Linked DNA regions of Homo sapiens: region 2 is linked to region 1. The links are chromatin contacts, found by Hi-C or POLR2A ChIA-PET in ENCODE. All regions are on one chromosome and are shown on one strand. The core of a region is the stretch at or near the end of the contact, and the rest is flanking DNA. Distances in the headings are between cores, read along the strand shown. Region 1 holds the start of ITGB1BP2 (integrin subunit beta 1 binding protein 2). Region 2 overlaps LOC107985688 (a long non-coding RNA gene).

Region 1 (7,039 bases), core at 4,540-7,039:
AACACTTTGGGAGACCAAGGTGGGCAGATCACGAGGTCAGGAGTTCAAGACCAACCTGGCCAACACAGTGAAACCCCGTCTCTACTAAAACTACAAAAATTAGCTGGGCGTGATGGCAGGCACCTGTAATCCCAGCTACTCAGAAGGCTGAGGCAGGAGAATCGCTTGAAACCGGGAGGCGGAGGTTGCAGTGAGCCGAGATTGCCCCACTGCACTCCAGCCTGGGCTACAGAGCTAGACTCTTGTCTCAAAAAAAAAAAAAAAAAAAAAAAAAAAGTCCACTATGTGGTAGCTGGGTGTGGTAGCTCACACCTGTAATCCCAGCACTTTGGCAGGCAGAAGTGGGAGGATCACTTGAGATCAGGAGTTTGAGACCAGCCTGGGAAACATAGTGGAATCCCGTCTCTACTAAAAATAAAAAAAATTAGCCAGGTGTGGTGGCGCATGCCTGTAATCCCAGCTACTTAGGAGGCTGAGGCATGAGAATCGCTGGAACTTAGGAGGTGGAGGTTTCAGTGAGCGAAGATCATGCCACTGCATTCCAGCCTGGGCAACAGAGTGAGACTCTGTCTCAATAAATAAATAAATAAATAAAAATTTTAAAAAAGAAGTCAAATGTGTGGGGAGTCAGTGCCCCAACCTTGCATTGTTCAAGGGTCAACTGGACTTCTTAACCTTCACATTTATGGTTAGTTAATTTTCAACTAGGGAACCAAGACAGTTCAATGGGAAAAAGAATAGTCTTTTCAACAAATGGTACTGAGACAACTGGACATCCACATGCAATAGCATAAGGTTGGACCCCTACTTCACATCACATACAAAAATTAATTGAAAATGAATCAATGACCTAAATGTAAGAGCTAAAAAACTATATCACTCTTTTTTTTTTGGAGATGGAGTTTTTGCTCTTGTTGCCCAGGCTGGAGTGCAGTGGCGCAATCTCGGCTCACTGCAATCTCCGCCTCCCAGGTTCAAGTGATTCTCCTGCCTCAGCCTCCTGAGTAGCTGGGATTACAGGCATGTGCCACAACACTCAACTAATTTTTTGTATTTTTAGTAGAGACGGGGTTTCATCATGTTGGCCAGGCTGGTCTCGAACTCCCTACCTCAGGTGATCCATGTGCCTCAGCCTCCTAAAGTGCAGGGATTACAGGCGTGAGCCACCGCGCCCAGCCCTGTATAACTCTTAGAAGAAAACATAGGGGCCGGGCGTGGTGGCTCACACCTGTAATCCCAACACTTTGGGAGGCCAAGACGGGCAGATCACGAGGTCAGGAGATCAAGACCATCCTGGTTAACACGCTGAAACCCGTCTCTACTAAAAATACAAAAAATTAGCCAGGCGAGGTGGCGGGCGCCTGTAGTCCCACCTACTCAAGAGACTGAGGCAGGAGAATGGCGTGAACCTCGGAGGTGGAGCTTGCAGTGAGCCAAGATTGCGCCACTGCACTCCAGCCTGCGCAACAGAGCAAGACTCCGTCTCAAAAAAAAAAGAAAAAAAAAAAAGAAGAAAAGGTAGGGACAAATGTTCATGACCTTGGATTAGGTAATGGTTTCTTAGATATGACATCAAAAGCATAAGCAACCAAAGAAAAAAATAAACTGTATTTCAAATTAGCTGGGCATGGTGGCAAGCGCCTGTAGTTTTAGCTACTCGGCAGGAGAATCGCTTGAACCCAGGAGGCAGAGGATGCAGTGAGCCGAGATCGCACCACTGCACTCCAGCCTGGGCGACAAAGCAAGACTCCGTCTAAAAAAAAAAAAAAAAAAAAAAAAAGGACTTCTTCCACCACGGAGTCTTCCCTTTTGCTACTGTCCACATTAACTTTTCCATTCTTTCAACTACAGCTCTTAAAAACTGTACTGCACAATTTGGCACTCAGTTAAACTACCTGATAATGTTTATTATTATTTCATGTAGATTGGTCTTGACTTGTCAGCCAGGTTGTTACTTTGTTGAGAGAAATGAGTAAGTCTTCTGTTTCTCAGATATTTCTAAACCACCTAACACATAACTGGGCACATAGGGAGTACTCAGTAAATACCTGGTGTTTATGAGGAATAGATTGAATGTGCATGTGCTTGTTTTCACAATGTGTGTTGAACACACAGTTGGGGGTAATAAATACAATCTTAGATAGTGAGGTGAGAGAATGACACTATGTGAAACTGAAGAATACAAGATTTATTTAAGGGAAAAAAACAGCATGGTTTGGACAATTTTGTTCTCCCCTCCTTCAGCCTCCTGCTGCTCAATGATGCCACATGGCCAACAATATCCTGGTATCTAAGATTCTAAGGGAATCATTGAGGTCCTATCTAGACATCAACTGTCTGGTGTCACTATTCCCCCATTGCTTCCTCCTCTTCCTCCTCCTCTGTCCAGCTCAGATCATCATCTGAATCGTCAGATTCTTCCTCATCCATCTCTAACACAACCCCTGCCCTAGCCTTCTTAGCTAGTGCATCAGGGTGCTCCAGCTGGGCCCAGGATCCTGGGTCAGCCTTGACCAGGGAGATTTCAACCCGAGATGGCATCAAGAAGACAGAGCTCTGCTCCACGTTTATGACCTGAGGAGGAGCAAAGGAAAACAGAAGAAAGAGAGAATGAGGAAATCAAAGGCATTGGGGTCAGGGTGGAGTGGTGACAAATGAGAGAGAGAAATTTTTAATAAGGTAAGAAAAAAGGTAAGGGAGGAATAAGACAATAAGGGAGAGAGAGGAAAGAAATGAGAGATGAAAAGGGAGAAGGAAGAGGGGAGGGAAAGAGGGAAATAGGAAGAGTAGGAGAGAGAGAGAAAATGAAAGCAAATGAAGAGAAAACCTCCATTTTCCTAGTACAACTCCTTCCCTCAAGACACCCTCTATTCCAGTCTAGCCGCTCTTTCACCCATCTGCCTCCCACTCTTGTGTCCCCTGGTCTTCACTTACCCCCCAGAGCTTCATCTGTGCTTGGAACACACGGTTACCATCAAAGACAATGTGGACATGAAGCTGAGAGAAAAGAATTACAGGGGTAGTAACAAACCCAGAAGGTCAGAATAGGTCATTACGACAGATAACCAGGTCAGAGGTATGATCCACAGGTTGGCCAGACAGCCCTGACCTAATAACTCTCCTTTCCTCTAAGGGTACTATGGAGCCTACAGGTTAACAGCAAATGGCAACTCTGCCTGTGAGATTGTAGTATCACCCAATTGACTATCCTCCCATCCAACATCAGATCATTGCTCACCTCAGTTTGACTGGCCTTCACCCAGTTAAACGCAGGAAGTGGAATCTGGCCATATACAGTCACCACTACTAAGGAATCTGTCTGGTGCCAATCATGGCGGCAAGATGCTGGGAGCTAAAGAGAAGATGTGAAATGCAGGTGGTAAGAATAAATTCTTAACTGAAGGGGAGTTCTCATGATGCACGTGGAGAAGAGACAGAGAGTCTCAAAAAGATTAACACAACCTCATATTGCAAAACCTCTGGGCTGTTGAGGGATAAGGAGCAGAATCTTATTTGGTCTATACTAAAGGGAGAAGACAGGGAGCTTGGCTATGTGGTACAGAGAGGGAGGAGAATTTACCTCTGAGATTGGGTTCTAATCAAGAGTTCAGGAAAGCTGGGGCTTACCTGCTTCCCCCAGTCATGTCTACCGACTCTGCACCCTGGTTGTGCCAAGAATGCCCCAAAATCCAGGGTCTGGATGCCACAACAGCTCCAAGACTTCATCCTGAAGTAGGAAGATAATTCAACTGAATTCTCTCACCCCCAATATTATCTTATGACCAAATATTAGGAGAAACCTGTCTCATAGCCTCATAGCCCACCCAGTCCCCTCCCTCACCCCTCATGGAATCGGGGTGCTCCTGGGTGGTAGGTACATGGAGTAGCATCACTCTCAGGGCCTTGGTAAACCTAAGAAGGATAAAGTAGAACCAGGTCATTCTAAGGTATATCCTACTCAGCCTATCTATACCCAGTCATCCCTCAGCCATATGCTTGAGCCCCTCAAAACTCTCACTCACAGCATCACATCCTGGGTTCTGGCAGCTGGAACCAGTCCGGATCAGACTGTCAAGTCCTGGGCAAGGGAAACAGAGTCAGGAACTTATCCATCCCCCCACTCAATTGCCACTTCCACTAAATTCCAGTCTATGAAGTTGATCCTACTAAAGACCCACCTACCTGCCCCAGGTTCCTGGTCTAATTCCTTCTGTTCCAATGCCATTTCCAGGGCTTGGGATATATTTAGCGGCAGCAGCTTCAGAGGCAACTCTGACCTAGGGGTTAAGGGTGGTGATTTAGTTCTGACCCATTAGCTATGATTGCTAGCTCCAACACTCCCACCGATGGTAATGGAATTAAAGAAGCCTGGTGAAAGTGAGGCAGAGTTGGAGAGGTTGGGTAGCAACCCCATTGCCAATTTTCATCTCTGTGGACATCCCAAATACCTGAACCCTAGAGAAATCCCCAGCACTTCTCTTACCCATCTACTCAGTTGCTCTAAACCTAACCACTTTTCTCTGCAGAACTGAGTCATATCCTCTTCCTCTTTATCTAATCGTGGACCTAATATGACTTCCTTCTGTTGCTCTTATTATTCCCACAAAATTTGGGAAGTCTCCTGGCTGCCAATAATACAATACATCCTTTTCTTGATATGAGATTTATCTTAAAGTTCTTTTCTAGAAAGAGAAGTCATTCTCAACAATCCCTTTTGTGTTATACACTAAGGATGTATTTGTGAGGGGCTATCTACTCTGTTGATTCAGGTATCTATCCCATCATCCCACACCACCTTAGAGGAAAGGGCGTTATTTCCAGACACAAATTTCCCCTAAGGCACAGGATATACACCATCCAAACCCTGACATCTGGCCCTCCTCACATCCCTGGTCCCTAGTTCCCAGTCCTCAATGACCCATTAATCACTCCTAGGAAGCTACATGAAAATAAGAAAAGTCCAGGGGCCTCCTCCTCTTTACTTGGGCCTCTCCCGGCGCAAGGTCTCTGCTGACTTTGGAATCACATTCAGAGGTTTTTGCTCCTGAAGTGAACTGCTTGTAGCAGGGCCTTCAGGTTGAGGGGCCTCAGGAAGCTTCTCAGCACAGTGTGGTCCCATAGTACAGCCCTAGTATAGATAAGGAGATAGGATTAGGGATAGAATCCTTCTATTGGGGGCAGAATCCAAGTACATAAATAATTTACCTTGATGTTTAAGAACTCAGAGAAATCTACAGTTCGCTTTCGGCAGCAGGACCAACCCTGATAACAAGAGACCCAGATCAGCTTAGCTTCCTGGGTATTATCTCTTCTGGGAAATGCTCTTGCTAACCCCCCTCACCTACTCCTCACCTTAAGTGCATCATGGAAGATTGGGACCCCAGGGTGATGGCAACAGGAATCTGTGGACATCAGTAGAAGTTATCAAGGAAGGGAAGATAACTATACCAAGTATCATTTTTCACCTCTTCCCCGGGTTTCTATTTATGGTTTCTTCCCATATAATGTGAAGAAAAAAAAAAAAGCCAGCAAAGGCTGTAAGATCACTCAGACCAATTAAACTAGGGCAGGTAGTTTCTTTCCCCGCTCCTCAAACACACTGCCCCCCAGCTGACCAGTCCCCAACACCCACACAGAGCCCCTGGCCAGGTCAGGATTCTTTACTCACCAGGAAGGTTGGTATTAGGGTCAAAGTGCTGCCCACAGCCTTTGTTACGACAGAGTAGAGACATGGAAGCGTTGGTTGAATGATTACTGAAAGGGTATTTCAAGGAGTCTGGCTGCCGAATGGGGAACACCTCTTAGTCTGGAGGCTTTTAGCTGCCTGGAAGGGCCAGCTGTTTCTATCTTTAGTTCAGGAGGCGTACACCTCCTAACATGGGCAAGGGAACTTCAATTCGTCTTTCCAGCCAATAGGAAAGAGCTCGGGGGCATTTTAGCTCTGAGGCTCAGGAAAAAAGGATCAGGCAGAGTAGGGCTTTGAACTTGGGTGAGGTCAGCTCACCACTACTGAGACAGTTTTAGATTCACCACAGCAATTCCAAGCCTTGGACACAGCAGCAGCTGCTAAGAAACAAATACCAATTTTGAGACCCCCCCCGCGCCCCCAGCTCGATGAGGATTAAGCCCATTTTCTTCCTCTTTCAGAGGGGCAGCTTTCCTCCATCATTACTTCCATGTAGTATCAATAGCGCTAATCCTTGCCAACCCCTCCAGCCATTTGATGCACCTCATCCCCACCTCCTCCCCATGTTTGTCTAGATCAATACTGTAATCCAAAGGTCATAAAGGATTACCTTTATAGAGTCTACTGCTCATCTCCTAAGATAACTCCCCTCCCTCCTTTCCCCTTCAAAAACACCACAGAAAATTAAAAGGCTTAAAATGTATTTTAATAGGTTGATGCTGCATTACTGCTCCATTTTTCAGAAAAACTCCAAATATATGAGACAAATCAAACACAGTACACCAATGAAAAAAAAAATGCACAGCATGACTACCTAAGATAGGCGAGTCTAAGAGCTACTGTCAGACCTTCAGTATACAGTAACCCTGTTCCCAAGATTGTACTAGGCCTATCAAGAAAAGCTGTGAACAGCAACATCATAGACACAAAAGGGTCATTCCTGGGTGTCCTCACCCAAGAAAAAGATGGAGGCAAGTTAACACAAGATTTTTTTTTAAAGATACACTAAAATGAAAATCTCTAAGAGAAAATGTCTTCTTTAGGACATGAAGGGGTAATATATGGGGTATAACAGAACCGTATGTACGCTGCCTGTGACCTTTGTGGACGTTTGCCTGAATTCTCACCTGGGAGTGAATGGAGCAATGGGGCTAAGGTCATTGGGGGATGTTTGGTTTTTGTGGTGTATGTGGCAGTTTCTCTGGGGCTGGGGGAGTGTAAGGATAAGAAGCAAGTGAGGTTGGGCACGGTGGCTCACCCCTGTAATCCCAGCATTTTGGGAGGCCGAGGTGGGTAGATCACGAGGTCAGGAGTTCAAGATCAACCTGGACAAGCTTGAACCCGGGAGGCAGA
Region 2 (7,039 bases), core at 1,473-3,972, 120 kb after region 1:
AACTTCTATCACTGTCCTTCTAAAAGATAAGGTAGAGCATACTGATTAAATGCACAGGCTCTAGACTTTAATTTCCTAGATTCAAATCCCACTTCTTTCACTTACAGCTAGTTGTGTGGTGTTGGGGTAAGTCACTTCATCTCTTTGAACCACAGCTGGCTCATCTGCAAAATGGGCATGATAATGATACCTACATCAGAAGGTCACTGTGAGATTTAAAGAAGATAACATGCTTAATATATACCTGGCACCTAAGTAAATATCCAAGAACTATTTTCTATCGTTATTGTTTTTATGTTTCCAGTATCTACGACAGAATTGGCACTCAACAAACGTGTGTTGAGAGGGGAGGAGGAAAAGAAATAACAATCACTGGTTATTCCATTTCCTGATCAAAGTCGATTCCATTTGCTAATCCCACTCCCACCTCGGGAGGCAAATACCTTATCTCCATTTGGTTCTGTCACTCAGCTATTTCTGCAATCCCATGTCCTCTAGGAATCCTTTGCAGTTGAGAGCCAATAGCTTTCCTGGTCCCAATCTGCCTAGATAAACAAAAAACTCTCACGATTGCCCACTCCCACTTTTCATCTCAGTTACATGCATTTATCCTGATTCCTTCCCCCTGAAATTGCACTGACCCCAGATGTGTGGCTGGTGTGAACATTTGTGGATTACACATTTTACACATGAACCTACTTCTCCCCACCCTGCATGTATGTGCTTTCTGCATTTTCTTTTTTTATTTTATTTTTTTAAGACAGGGTCTCACTGAGTGCAGCGGCACGATCTTGGCTCACTGCAACCTCCGCCTCCCAGGTCCAAGCGATTCTCCTGCCTCAGCCTCCTGAGTAGCTGGCATTACAGGTATGAACCATCATGCCCAGCTAATTTTTGTGATTTTAGTAGAGACAGGGTTTCACCATGTTGACCAGGCTGGTCTGGAACTCCTGACCTCAAGTGATCCGTCTGCCTCGGCCTCCTAAAGTGCTGGGATTACAGGCATGAGCCACCGTGCCTGGCCGCTTTCTGCATTTTTAGTGTCACTCAACCCTTGTTGTCTCTGATTGTCAAGGCAACGACTACGTGTAAAGTAATGTGGACAGAGTCTTGGACAGAGAAATGCCTCAGAAATGTTTTGTGATGAAGATGAAGGAGAGGCGCTGGAAGCAGAAACTGGGGAGGGGGTAGGATTCGTGTCTCCACTTACTCTCCACCCCAGCAGGGACAGAAAGCATGCCTCCTCTTTCCTGTTCATTGGCTACATTCCTCTCTGAGGCCAGAGGGGCAAGCTGGACAATGCAAATGAACTTTGGATGAGACTTAGCCAAGGGGCCTCCAAAGGGAGAGCAGCGGGGCTGCTTAGGAGGGAATAAAAAAATAAGGTGGTCACCTATTTCTTAGCACCTTCTTTGTTTTCCCAATCGGCAAACTCCTGTCCTCTCCTGGAGATCCAAGACCAAAATGCAAAAGCTCCCTCAGAATATGTGCCTGAGTCTGAGAGCACTTTGCAGACTGGGAGGCCCCTGAGTCTCTAGCCTTTGGTATGATACTCAGGCTCCGGGGAATTGATCCTGCACCCATTATTCACAAAGCCCTATACAAGGCAGTGTTAAACTTAGGTCAAACTGCAAGTTTTCAATCACATGCTTTAGCTGTGGGATAAAGAGACACAGCAGAGAAGTGGTGATGGTTGTGTGAGCATCAAAGAGCAAATGAGACTACAAGAAGCAGCCCAAAGGGGGCAAATTTAGCCAGTCTCTTGCCAACTTCTCACTATGGATGTTCTATTGGCTTCATTTGACCCTATCCAGGAAAGCTAGGATTTCTTGTGCAGGTGGAAGTCCATTCATTCGCCTATTTCAGGGGTCTGGGTCCAGAAGAGCTTGTTAGTTCAGTCTCAGCTCCCTACTTTTCTTACTCCCCCTTCCTTTCCCCCTCCTCCTATTAACGACTGAAGGTCTGTTTCCTCTTTAGGGCTGCAATTTTGCATTTGCAGCCCCCGGCAAAACTGTCATACGTGCCCACCGCAGGTGCCCACTGCAGATGCCCGAGACCCAGAGAAATGTTTGTAAACTTTCAACCCTGACTGTACTCCCCCGGACTCCTCCCTCAGTGGGGCCGGCTGTTGGGGCAAGGCAGCTGACCTTTGCTAGGGACTCAGAGCTGCGGGGGTTCTGGAATTGAACTGGAAATTGAGTGGCAAAAGCCCCGCTGTCGTTTCTCCTGCCCCTGCTCCCACCCCGATCTTGTGGACGAGAAAAAGCTCAAAGAACAGTGAGGGGTTAAGCTCCTTATAAGGAAATGAACCTCCTCTTTCCTGTACGGAAATTGTGCTTTTTGCTTCTATATGTTCAAAATACACTGTAAAAAAACGATCCTCGATAGGATTCACCAAATCCACTTCCCTAGGGCGAGGCGGCGGAGGTGGGGGGTGGGCGTCGAGTGGGAGCGAGGAGAGAGAGGACGGGAGGGGCGGGAATCAGGCGAGTGTGTGAAGAATTTGAGGGATGAGTCATCAAAAACAAACTGGGAAAGGGAGCGGAACTAGTAATCCGAGCTGGGAAGCAGACGAACATTCATTAGACGCAGATCGTGTCAATCACGTTTGCTCCGCAAATGACCTGAGAGCCTGCCGGGCCTCTCCGACCGGAAAAAGGGTTTTGGTGGGCGGTCTAAAGATTTTGAAATCGGAAAAGGCAGATTGCTAGCGAGCCGTCAGAGCAGCTTGCCGCAGCTCAGGCGGGCTCCGCAGAAAGATGGCGTTTGCTATCAAGGTCACATGGCCACTTTAGGGGACTAAAACGAAATACTAGCTGAGAACAACAGGAACTGCCAGCACAGGATCAGATTTTCAGAAGCAGTCTCAATTCTAAGTGTCTTTTTCTAATTAGAATCGTAAGCACATTTTTTTGTATTTGTCCGAACACATGTCCTAAGTCATCAAAACTATGTGAAGGGGTGGAGTTTCACTGGGGGTCTTCTCTTTCCGGGAGCCTGAAAAGGATGGGAGGAGGGTGGGGGAAACCCAAGGGCCAGGGTAACCGCAGAACCGGAAAGCAGCACGTGCCAGGACAGAAGGCACCCACTAGGGTCTCTGCACTGAGAGCAGTATGGGAAACCGATTCCACCAGGGACTGTGAAACTCACTAGATCTGTTAGGCTGGTGCAAAAGTAATGGCGGTTTTTGCCGTTAAAGGTAATTGCAAAAACCGCCATTACTTTTGCACCAACCTTCAGGTTCGGGTCTACGCAGCTTTGTCTAACCTCTGACCTCTCATGAGTTGGGAAAGGTTACCCTGGCAAAAAAGGATTTGCTTAGGTGCCCTATACATTGTACCAGATAACTTCCTCTATGATTTTTTTTTTTTTTTTTGAGATGGAGTTTTCACTCTTGTTGCCCAGGCTGGAGTGCAATGGCACGATCTCGGCTCCTTGCAACCTCCGCCTCCCGGGTTCAAGTGATTCTGCTGCCTCAGCCTTCGAAGTAGCTGGGATTACAGGTACCTGCCACCACATCTGGCTAATTTTTTGTACTTTTAGTGGAGATGGGGTTTCACCATGTTGGCCCAGCTGGTCTCGAACTCCTGACCTCAGGTGATCCACCTGCCTCAGCTTCCCAAAGTGCTTGGATTACAGGCGTGAGTCACTGCGCCTGGCCTCCTCTGTGGTTAAGCTTTATTTATTTATTTATTTATTTATTTATTTATTTATTTATTTATTTTGAGATGGAATTTCGCTCTGTCATCCAGGCTGGAGTGCAGTGGTTCAGCTCAGTGCAACTTCCACCTCCCGGGTTCAAGCTATTCTCCAGCCTCAGCCTCCCGAGTAGCTGGGGTTACAGGAGTGTGCCACCATGCCCAGCTAATTTTTGTATTTTAGTAGAGATGGGGTTTATTTTATTTTTATTTAGTAGAGGCAGGGTTTCACCATGTTGGCCAGGCTAGTCTCAAACTCCTGACCTTAGGTGATCTGCCCATCTCGGCCTCCGTAAGTCCTGGGATTACAGGTGTGAGCCATCAGGCCCGGCCAACTATGGTTAAACTTTAGTTGATACAAGATAAGAAATGTGAACACTGTAAGCCCATTTGTTTGTGTGTTCTCTTGTTACCTCTTTTGGTTACTTTCTTATTCATTAGTGTCCTAGCAAATGTTACTTTTCAAAAATTGCAGCCTTGTCTTAACTAAAAGATAAAAAGGAATTTGTTTACTTCTTAGCCGGTACAGTTAGAGGGCATGCACTCTGGCAGCCCTGTAATATAGGGACCAGGGAAGAACTGAGGCAAATAAAAGTAGTGATCCATGAATCGAAGCATTCAAATCTAGCTGATGGTTTCTTTCTTTTGCACTTCTGCCATTTTCATGCCCCTCACCTGCAATTGACAATCCAAACTGAGAGCTGGTCCAGGATTCTCCAGCACCCAGAAGAGCCTGAGTGGGCACAACAGAAACTCAGACTTTAAGGGTACCTAGGAATGGAAGTAGTAGCAGAAGGATTAACCTTTTCATTAGCTCAGTCTTGTCCTTGCTCAGCTCTGGCCATCCCAGTTCAAGCCATCCCCTCAAACTATGCTCTACTAATACTCCTTTATAAGTTATCATCAGACCACTCCAGTTTTTGTTTGTTTGTTTGTTGTTGTTGTTGTTGAGACAGAGTCTCAGGCTGTCGCCCAGGCTGGAGTGCAGTGGCGCGGTCTCGGTTCACTGCAACCTCCGCCTCCCAGGTTGAAGTGATTCTCCTGCCTTACCCTCCAGAGTAGCTGGGATTACAGGCACCCGCCACCATACCTAGCTAATTTTTGTATTTTTTGTAGAGACGGGTTTTCACCACGTTGGCCAGGCTGGTCTCAAAAATTCCTGACCTCAAGTGATCCGCCCACCTCGGCCTCCCAAAGTGCTGGGATTACAGGTGTGAGCCACCGCACCCAGCCTCAGTGTCAGTTTTATTGATCCTTTTGAATCTATTTAGGAATGGGGCTTGAGGGAAAAGGGGGCCACCATCTGTTCTGTTATCTGAGGCACCGTTTCTCCCTCCCCTAACCTTTAAGAGGGGCTGTAGGAATTCTAAGTGTAGTTTCAATAAACAGGTTTCTTATGGAGGAGCTATTCTAGCTCAGTCGTTCTAGAATAGTATAGCCCACTCAGGAAGAAACAACATTTAAACTTGAGCTCAGGGGGAACAAGACTCATTTACTGCTCCTCCCTTGGCCACCCTAGACAATCATGACAATTTCTCTTGGTCACGTCTGAGAGAGAGGTGTTGTAATAATCTTTTGTGGATACTCAAGTCATCATAAGAGAATGTGTGGGGGTAGAGAGAGAGGGACATGGCAAACCCAGTCCTGTAGTATTCTGGGGAAAGTACTCTGGGGGAAGATACTCTATTTACCCCAGGGGTACTCTAGGGAAAAATATAAACTTTGGTAACATAGGAAAGGATGGCTATGAGGCCTGGTTCAGGACTTTCCCTTTCCTCCTCTTCTTTTCCATTTACACAGACCCCAGAGTGCCTCTGAATGGCTGGTTCTATCCTACTGGAAGGAAGATAGCCCCATCCCTAGATGCTGGGAAGCAGTTCAATGCTCTTGATTTAGGAAGGAGGGGGAAGGCGGCTTCTACACAAGGGCGCTATATTCTGTCTCGGACACCAGGTGGCACCAAATCATAACCATAGGTCCGAAGAAACCATCAGGAAATGGACCTTGAGAGCCCTTGAACTATTTTCCTCTCCCTCCCCACTCCCCACATGAAATTGAAGAATATGAAGCCTTTCAGATATGGCAGATGACCCTCCTTCAATGAAAACTCTTGAATTCTTAAGCCAGAGCCACTTCCAGCTGAAGATTTTTAGGATTTATTATTATTATTTTTTGAGAAGGAGTTTCACTCTTGTGGCCCAGGCTGGAGTGCAATGGCGTGATCTTGGCTCACTGCAACCTCTGCCTCTGGGTTCAAGCGATTCTCCTGCCTCAGCCTCCTGAGTAGCTAGGATTACAGGTGCCCGCCACCACACCCAGCTAATTTTTGTATTTTTAGTAGAGACAGGGTTTCACCACGTTGGCCAGGCTGGTCTAGAACTCCTGACCTCAGGTGATCCACCCGCCTTGGCCTCCCAAAGTGCTGGGATTACAGGTGTGAGCCACCGCGCCTGGCCGATTTTTAGGATTTAAATGTGGCATTAGTCCCTGTTCTTCCCAGAGACCTATTTTTCAGCTTCAGAAAAGGAAAAAGGTGATTTTCCTAGAACCTTTCTGGATGCCACCACCCTCCAGAAGAGTTGTTTTTCTCCAAGGAGGTCAGTTGAACAACAGACATGAGACCTCAGAGGCTCTGCTTAAATTCTAGTCCTCCTTCTGAAGGACTGAATGCTCTACCCTGGGCATGCTGAAAATGACCGTGTCTAAAAAAGTTGTGATGTGGCTGACCAGCCTCATTACTTCTTACAATCAAACAGGCCTGCTTCCAGCACCGCAGACGCGTTCCATAAATACCCATCCCTAGACTCCTCCACCTGGAATGCTGTCCTCTCTCAGCCGTGTCCATCTGTCAGATCCATCCCATTTGTCAGGGTACAGATCAAACTCTTTGAAGCCTCTCTTTTGGTTCCCCCCAGTCTGAAGGGCCTGCTCCCTCTTCTGAATTACTGTAATAACTTGGGCCATTTTGCCCTGTTATACTTTATACCACGGCTATTTGTGAACATATCTCTGCTACAGAACTGTGAGCTCCCTGAAGGCAAAGACTATGTCGTATTTATCTTTTTATAGCCTATACTGAGGAACACAGTAGGCACTCAGTCATAATAATAATATCTGACATTTGTATAATGCTTACAGTTTCCGAAGCACATTCACATACATCTTCTCATTTAATCCTTACAACAACTCTGTGAGGTAGGTGTAATCGTCCTGTCCCTATTTTACAGATGAGCAAACAGACTCGGAGATGTTAAACCCTTCAACCAAGGTCATCCAGCTAGGAAGAGGCAGAGATGGATCTGAATGCAGGTTTTCTGACCCTATAGTCCAGTTATTTCAAC

Evidence for each region. A loop is a pair of places that touch in the nucleus more often than their neighbours do. ChIA-PET counts read pairs that join two places held with the same protein, here RNA polymerase II (POLR2A). Pooled maps may share reads with other maps.
Region 2: a pooled map shows a loop between it and region 1 (2.7-fold over the local background). The contact joins the enhancer-like site here to the promoter of ITGB1BP2 in region 1. A Hi-C loop is called at or near these places in 2 of 50 pooled maps. POLR2A ChIA-PET finds 5 or more read pairs at or near these places in 8 of 52 experiments (AG04450, CD8-positive, alpha-beta memory T cell, HepG2 and 5 more).

Annotation. Positions count from the first base shown.
Region 1 is chrX:71,300,500-71,307,538 of GRCh38, reverse strand. ITGB1BP2 (integrin subunit beta 1 binding protein 2) reads right to left here and starts at 5,789. Exons shown (of 11, transcript NM_012278.4): 1 at 5,669-5,789; 2 at 5,353-5,402; 3 at 5,206-5,262; 4 at 4,983-5,128; 5 at 4,183-4,277; 6 at 4,023-4,078; 7 at 3,842-3,912; 8 at 3,628-3,727; 9 at 3,239-3,352; 10 at 2,935-2,997; 11 at 2,168-2,574. The coding sequence starts at 5,732. The coding sequence ends at 2,347. It overlaps NONO (non-POU domain containing octamer binding), which reads right to left. Exons shown (of 12, transcript NM_007363.5): 12 at 6,371-7,039. RefSeq lists an enhancer at 2,792-3,991.
Region 2 is chrX:71,177,739-71,184,777 of GRCh38, reverse strand. LOC107985688 (a long non-coding RNA gene) reads left to right here. Exons shown (of 2, transcript XR_001755878.2): 2 at 761-1,396. Among named protein-coding and RNA genes, the nearest start is that of NLGN3, 36 kb to the right of the region's middle. RefSeq lists enhancers at 2,306-2,395, 2,445-2,739, 2,796-2,845. Within about 2 kb of position 2,722, at least 35 of the 41 ENCODE cell types and tissues checked have a DNase peak (open chromatin) inside an H3K27ac peak, as active enhancers do.